2 separate regions of the Mus musculus genome follow, and region 1 is linked to region 2. The links are chromatin loops, found by intact Hi-C in ENCODE. Cell type or tissue: left cerebral cortex. All regions are shown on one strand. Links, peaks and the distances in the headings refer to the core of each region. The heading gives the core; the rest is flanking DNA. Region 1 overlaps Fer (fer (fms/fps related) protein kinase). Region 2 holds the start of Pja2 (praja ring finger ubiquitin ligase 2).

Region 1 (2,914 bases), core at 280-2,779, 200 kb after region 2:
AATGCTTCAAATACATTTACAGTTGTGTTGCCATGTTCACAGCTATGCTTAGCTGGAAGCTACCTAAGGGCCACAGGTCAGACAGGCTTGCAAATGTTTGCTTCTGTTCTGTAGGAGCCGTAGCATCCATAGTATTCCAAAACAGACTTCTCTAACATCTTTCCTCCTTACTGTGTCTTAAACAGCACTGTGATTCTTCTCCCAAAGCCAGTGTGCGGGCACCACTGGCCTGGTGGACTCCGACGTGAAGCACTAAGGCCTTGGCTCACCTCTCTCCACTTGCTCTCGCGCTTGCTGGTTTGTCATTCCAGGGTACGGGCAGACTCCTAGGCTGAAGGTCTCCCAGAGGAGGATGCCGAAGCTCCACACGTCACTTTCAGAACTGTATCTCCCTGAAAGGGAGGAGATAATGATAACCCGGTGAGTGAATGGGATGAGAAGACAGTGGCTCTGGCTACGCGTGTCAGCTCGTCAGCCTCCACACAGCACAGTCAGGCTTCCATAGGACACCACAGCAACATCCCGTTCTCGGTTCTCAGTACTCGCCTTAATGCCAGGGCTAGTAATGGTAACAATCAAGTGAAGTCTTCAGGAGGCTAGTTCAACTAAATGAGCTACAAAATGTCTTCCCTTCCCCAAGAACAAGAATTCAGCCAGCATGCAGGCTTATGTCCCCTGTGATATGTGGATGAGGATGGTGTGTGTGTACAGACACACATATGTGTATATATACACATTTATACACACATATATGTATATACACATATATGTATATATACATATACATATATACACAAAAACACACACACTTGCACATATCAATGCCTAGGAGATTAAATAAGTCAGATTCCTACAGTTTGGTCTTCTGTCTGTGTCATTTTCTTTCCAGTAAAATAACAAACTTAAAGCATTAAGGAAAGTTTCTTAACTTCAATGTTTTACTCATCACTGTTTGTAGATAGTTTTACATGCTTAAAGGTCTCATTTTCTCTACCGATAGTTTCATTTGCAGAAAATACATTTCTCCATGTGGTCTGAATAGACTGGAAATTAACATAGCTGGCTGATAAAAACAAGTTCTTCAAATTACATGGTGTCTTGTTTTGTCAAAATATCTTGGTGCACCTGTTTTATTGAGCTACATAAGCTGAACTCTTAGGAATGTTTTTGGTCGCTTTCAGCAGAAGCACAGAGATAAAATCCTACCCAGGAAGCCTTGTGGGGATGGATAGGAAATCAGGGAGAAGCAGCAGAAACGTCCCTCCCAGTCTAACACATGGCACATACACACTGTCACAACTAAACCCCACCTGCAGTAATGTTGATGGCATTTTGTTTTTGAAGTGAAACACACACACACACACACACACACACACACACAGGTCTATGTGTATATGATATAGATTGGCCTTTATCTCCAGACCCTCCTACCTCTGCCTCTCCAGTGCTGGGTTACAGGCATATGTCACCACACATAGCATGAAGGTCTCTTGAACCATAGCATTTCCTATCCATCTGCTACCCCAGGATTTGTAAATGACACTCCTAGAAAATGGTCATGTTCCTCTAAAACAGAATGGCCTCTTCCATTCTGGAAGAGAGTAAAATGGCCGAGAGTCTGCCTGTGCTGGGGTGCAGTCCTCAGCCTGCAGCACACACTCATTATCCACCGCAGCTGTGGAAATCAGCTTCCGGCTGAGCTAGGAGGTAATTACGGACATTGCCAGTGCTGCTGGCTTAGGAAAATTACTTTTCTTCTCTACACATCAGGTCTTTTCATGAAACTCATTTGGTGGCTAAAGGTTAAGGCTAATTTTGGGAAGAACTTAAGTTATGTAGACTTACATTTTATCTGGTAAAGTACTGTCCGGAGGAGATCAAGAAAGGCACTTTGTAAACAGATCCCACGTGGGCTATGCCACCTGCCTGACCTTTGCACCTGGCTAATGTCACCACTGCAGAGTAAGCTGAGGGCACTGTGCTGCTGCTTCAACGTCTGACCCTCATGGTACTCAGTGGGCTGGAGAGAAGGCTCTAAATTTACATATGCATAGAGGAGGAGCCGTCTTGCCCAGGCCAGGTAGCCAACAACATGGAAGCAGAAAGTCCTGAATCCCTCTCATTCCAGGGTCTCAGTAGTTACATCACACCAGTTAACTGAGAGGAACGTCTGCTTAGTTATGTTGTGGGCTCCACTCTGATCTCCAAACAAGCAGGTGGCCAATGGTTAACTTGTTAAATAATTTTTGAGACTATAATTACATAATTTCTCTCTTTACTCCACCCAAACCCTCCCATGTTCCCCTTCTGACTCTCACTGCAAGCATGTGTATACATATATATTTCTAAATGTAGCCTCTTCAGTCCGTACCCTGTTACTTGTGTGCATGTTTAGGGGCCACCTACTGGTGTGCTCTTCCCTAGGGAAGACCCCTTATCTCACTCCCTGCTGGAAAACCTTTTCAGTAATGGACAGATAAATGACTTTATTTCTTAGTTGAAGATCAATAGACTACCCGTTTCTTTATAAACCCTGTACTTTTGTTGAAAGCTAGACTGGGAGTGGAAGAGATACAAGCTATGTTGTCTGAGTGTCCTATTGTTTAATTACTGGGGAGAGCTGAGGATTGAATGTGAGATGTCCCCTACAGGCTCATGTGTGTGTGGTCAATTGGTCCCTAAGGGGCGATGGTGTCTGGGAAGGCCAGGAAGCCTTGCTGGAGGAAGCAAGTCATTGGGGGCAAGTGCTTATGCCTTATGCTCCAGCACTGTTTCCTGATGCAATGTGACGAGCCAGTCCCCTGCTGCCATGTCTTCCCTGCCAGGACAGACCATGTCCCTCTGGAAACATAAACCAGAAATAACCTCCTTCTCCCTTGAGTTTGATACACCCTAAGATCGACAGTCACACCTT
Region 2 (2,914 bases), core at 121-2,620:
GCCAACCTGTTAGTGTGTTCAACTGAACCAATCTTCAAGACTCTAAAGGAAAATTAGTTAAAATATACATTCTCTTTCAAGAGAGCAAGGACTTGGAGACATGTAAAAGAGTAATTTGGGGGGCGGGTAAAATATATGCTACTGGGGTATTCTGGGAATTAAACTTGGTTTCACAAAATGTCTAGCAATTTCTCGTGTTTTTATGGGAAATGTCGAATCATTTCTTTACATCGATGGTAGAAAAAGTAGTTTCAGTTCACTGGCAGATTTTACAGCTAAAGGACATCACAAGAAGTGGGGCTCTTAATCTGTGTGGGTAGGGAGGCCACGTGATAAATATATCCTGGGCTTTTGAGCTCTGGGTGATGAAGCTGGGGGTGGGGGCGGGGAGTTAAGAGAAGAGAGCTAGGCTGTAATCAGAGAAGCAGGCAGGCTTCAGGATGAGAAAAGGGGACATGTGCATCACTGACATAACGAACTTAAACTGTGACTGGGTTTAAATTAAGCAAGGTGTCCAGGGACTCCAGCTGTTGTATTTATTTTGGTTGCATGAGACGAGAGCTGATAACTCCGAGCCTGACACCCGATATAACTTAGCTGTCAGCTGCTAAACTCTGGTCAGGCCAAATCTACATCTCACCTATAGCTGCTTTATACAAACAGAATCAGAGAGCAGGGCGAGGGTCTGACCAGTGGTGGGCGGGTACCACGCACCACAGAGAACCACAGCAAACAAGCTCTTCGTACGTTTCTTTCCCTCGCTGCTATCAGAATTGCAACTGGTTTCGGATTTTCTTTTCTTGTACTTCAAATTGCAAATACTGGGTAACTTCTCACAGCCTTGGGAACCGAATTCTGCACCTCCATTTTGCTGGGGGGCATGCGGGAATGGAGGGAGAAGTGTAACTGCGCCAGTCCTGCGCTCAGCTCTCCACACCCCCTTCCCTTCGGGAGACCCCGCCCTTTTCTCCCAGCCAAACCACAAAAGGCCTGACAGTGGATCGGGCCTCGGCGCCCCGCCCCCGCCCAAACGTCGCAGTGCTGCAGGGGCGGGCGCAGGGCCAGAGAGGGGGCGGAGCCAAGCGCGTCTCCACTCTCCTCGGCCAATCCGCGAAGGGCCTGGGAGAGAGCTTGCAGGCGCCAGGCAGAGAGACAGCCCCAGTTATTTTCCCTTTTTCTGCCACGTCCAACCATGACGTAGGCCTACTTCTAGGACTGCGATTGGATGCGTGCTTTTCCCCCTGCAGAGGGCCGTGAAGTCTATTGGCTGCGCCCTCAGGGGGCGGGGCTAAAGCGCTCCCTTCCTCCGCCTCCTTCGCAGCGCAAGGGGCGGGACGCGCCGCCGCCGCCGCCGCCGTCACCACCTCTGCTTCCGCCGCCGCCGCCGCCGCCGCCGCTGCAGCCGCTGCGCGTTCGGCGGGGGAGGAGTCGGAGGCGGAGAAGAAGGCGGTGGTGGCGGGTGGAGGATCGAGCGCTGTTCTCGCTCTGGAGCCGCTGCACATCTCGGTGAGGGCAATTTTTATTTTTTTCTCTCTCCATTCTGGCTGATTCTGTCAGAGCGGATCTGGGTGAGGGAGCCGCTGCCCAGGCGCCTCGGCTTCGGGGGTCTCCGAGGAACGGACCGAGCCGTGGCCGGCCATGGTGGGTGGGGTTGGCGACTGAGAGGCCTCCGGCCATCCCGCCCGGGGCCGCGCTCTAGCCCGAGCCGCCGCGCCCGCCGCCCGCTCGCTCCCGCCGGCTGTCTGCTGTCCTTGGTGCCCTGGTCAAGGACCCGGCGCCTTGCCCCTCGCGGCCCGCCAGTGCCGCCCACCCTCAGGCCCGCCGCGGAGGACCGTGGCGCACTAGGCCTGCGGGGCCCCTGCCCGGCCCGGCACGGCACGCCTTCCATCCCTGCCTCCCGGATTTGCGTCCTCCCCGATTGTCACCGAGGCCCAGGCACCCTGTCAGGCAGTGCCAGTGGCCTACCGTCTTCTTGGTCAGCGTTAGGCCCCAGCACGCCTGTCAGAGGCACCTTCAGGGCTCCCCTCCCCGCCCCCACCCGCACCTCCACCCCCACCCCAAGATGCCTCCAGGTTTATCATTTTTTGCGCACATTAAAAATGGTGAGTTGAAAGCTGCCCAGACCAAGTTGAATAAAATAAAACAAAAAAAAAAATTGTATGTCTACATAGACAACTGCTTTGACGATCCTCATTCTGTCAAGTATACGATTCTTTTTTTTTTTTTTAAAGAGGCCTTACTCTATTTTTATCACGAAATATTTGCTATTATTTCTTTTAAGATGGCAGTCATTGCTGAAGACTTAACAGGTCATTTGATGAGTGTATACAGGAACGTAAAAAAATAACAGAAATAAACGTAACATGTTTGTGATTGTCTTCTGGATTTCATGTCTTTTTATATGAAATAATTTTATTCTTCTATTACAGACATGCACCCTCCGTGTAAAATTCAGCAGTATAAAGAGAGAAGTATTAAATAAATACTAATATGTGACTATTTTCATCCTTCAGTGCCCCACCAGTATTTCGGTTTGGTGGTCATCTTTCCAAGTGCTTTCACAAACGCATCTTGAAAGATACACACACATGCAGAGTTGTCTCCTTCAGGGATGGGGGTGAGGGCTATGCTGAGCACATTTGTGTAAAGCTTGCTTCTTCTAATTATATATCTTGGACATAGACTCCCGTTTTATGTAGGCCTCCCTAATACTTTTTCTATCTAAGGGTACATCCTATTTCTTTAATTTGATGGACTTTAATTAAGTATTCCTACTGAAAGCCGTTTCAGTGCTTGCAGTTGAAAGTTATGCTTTATACTAAAGGTAACTAACTCACGTATTGATTGATTGATGCTGAACTGTAAGCTCTGAATCGTTTATTTTAGAACATTTCACGGTGTGGAAGACTGTAAT

What was found. A loop is a pair of places that touch in the nucleus more often than their neighbours do. Peaks named below come from ENCODE experiments on the same cell type or tissue, not always from the same donor. Only the 100,000 strongest peaks of a DNase experiment are listed, where the experiment ranks them.
Region 1: a loop joins it to region 2, with 2.6 times the contacts of the local background. A loop is called at or near these places in 2 of 42 quality-filtered maps.

Annotation. Positions count from the first base shown.
Region 1 is chr17:64,135,188-64,138,101 of GRCm38, reverse strand. It overlaps Fer (fer (fms/fps related) protein kinase), which reads right to left. Exons shown (of 19, transcript NM_001037997.3): 18 at 270-392. Among named protein-coding and RNA genes, the nearest start is that of Gm46590, 3.2 kb to the right of the region's middle. In left cerebral cortex, for the core only: no CTCF peak of the experiment used is centred there; a DNase peak (open chromatin) is centred at 1,657; H3K27ac peaks cover 36 bases.
Region 2 is chr17:64,330,388-64,333,301 of GRCm38, reverse strand. It overlaps Pja2 (praja ring finger ubiquitin ligase 2), which reads left to right and starts at 1,419. Exons shown (of 10, transcript NM_001025309.1): 1 at 1,419-1,506. In left cerebral cortex, for the core only: a CTCF peak has its summit at 1,267; DNase peaks (open chromatin) are centred at 1,139, 1,882 and 2,590; H3K4me3 peaks cover 2,190 bases; H3K27ac peaks cover 2,158 bases.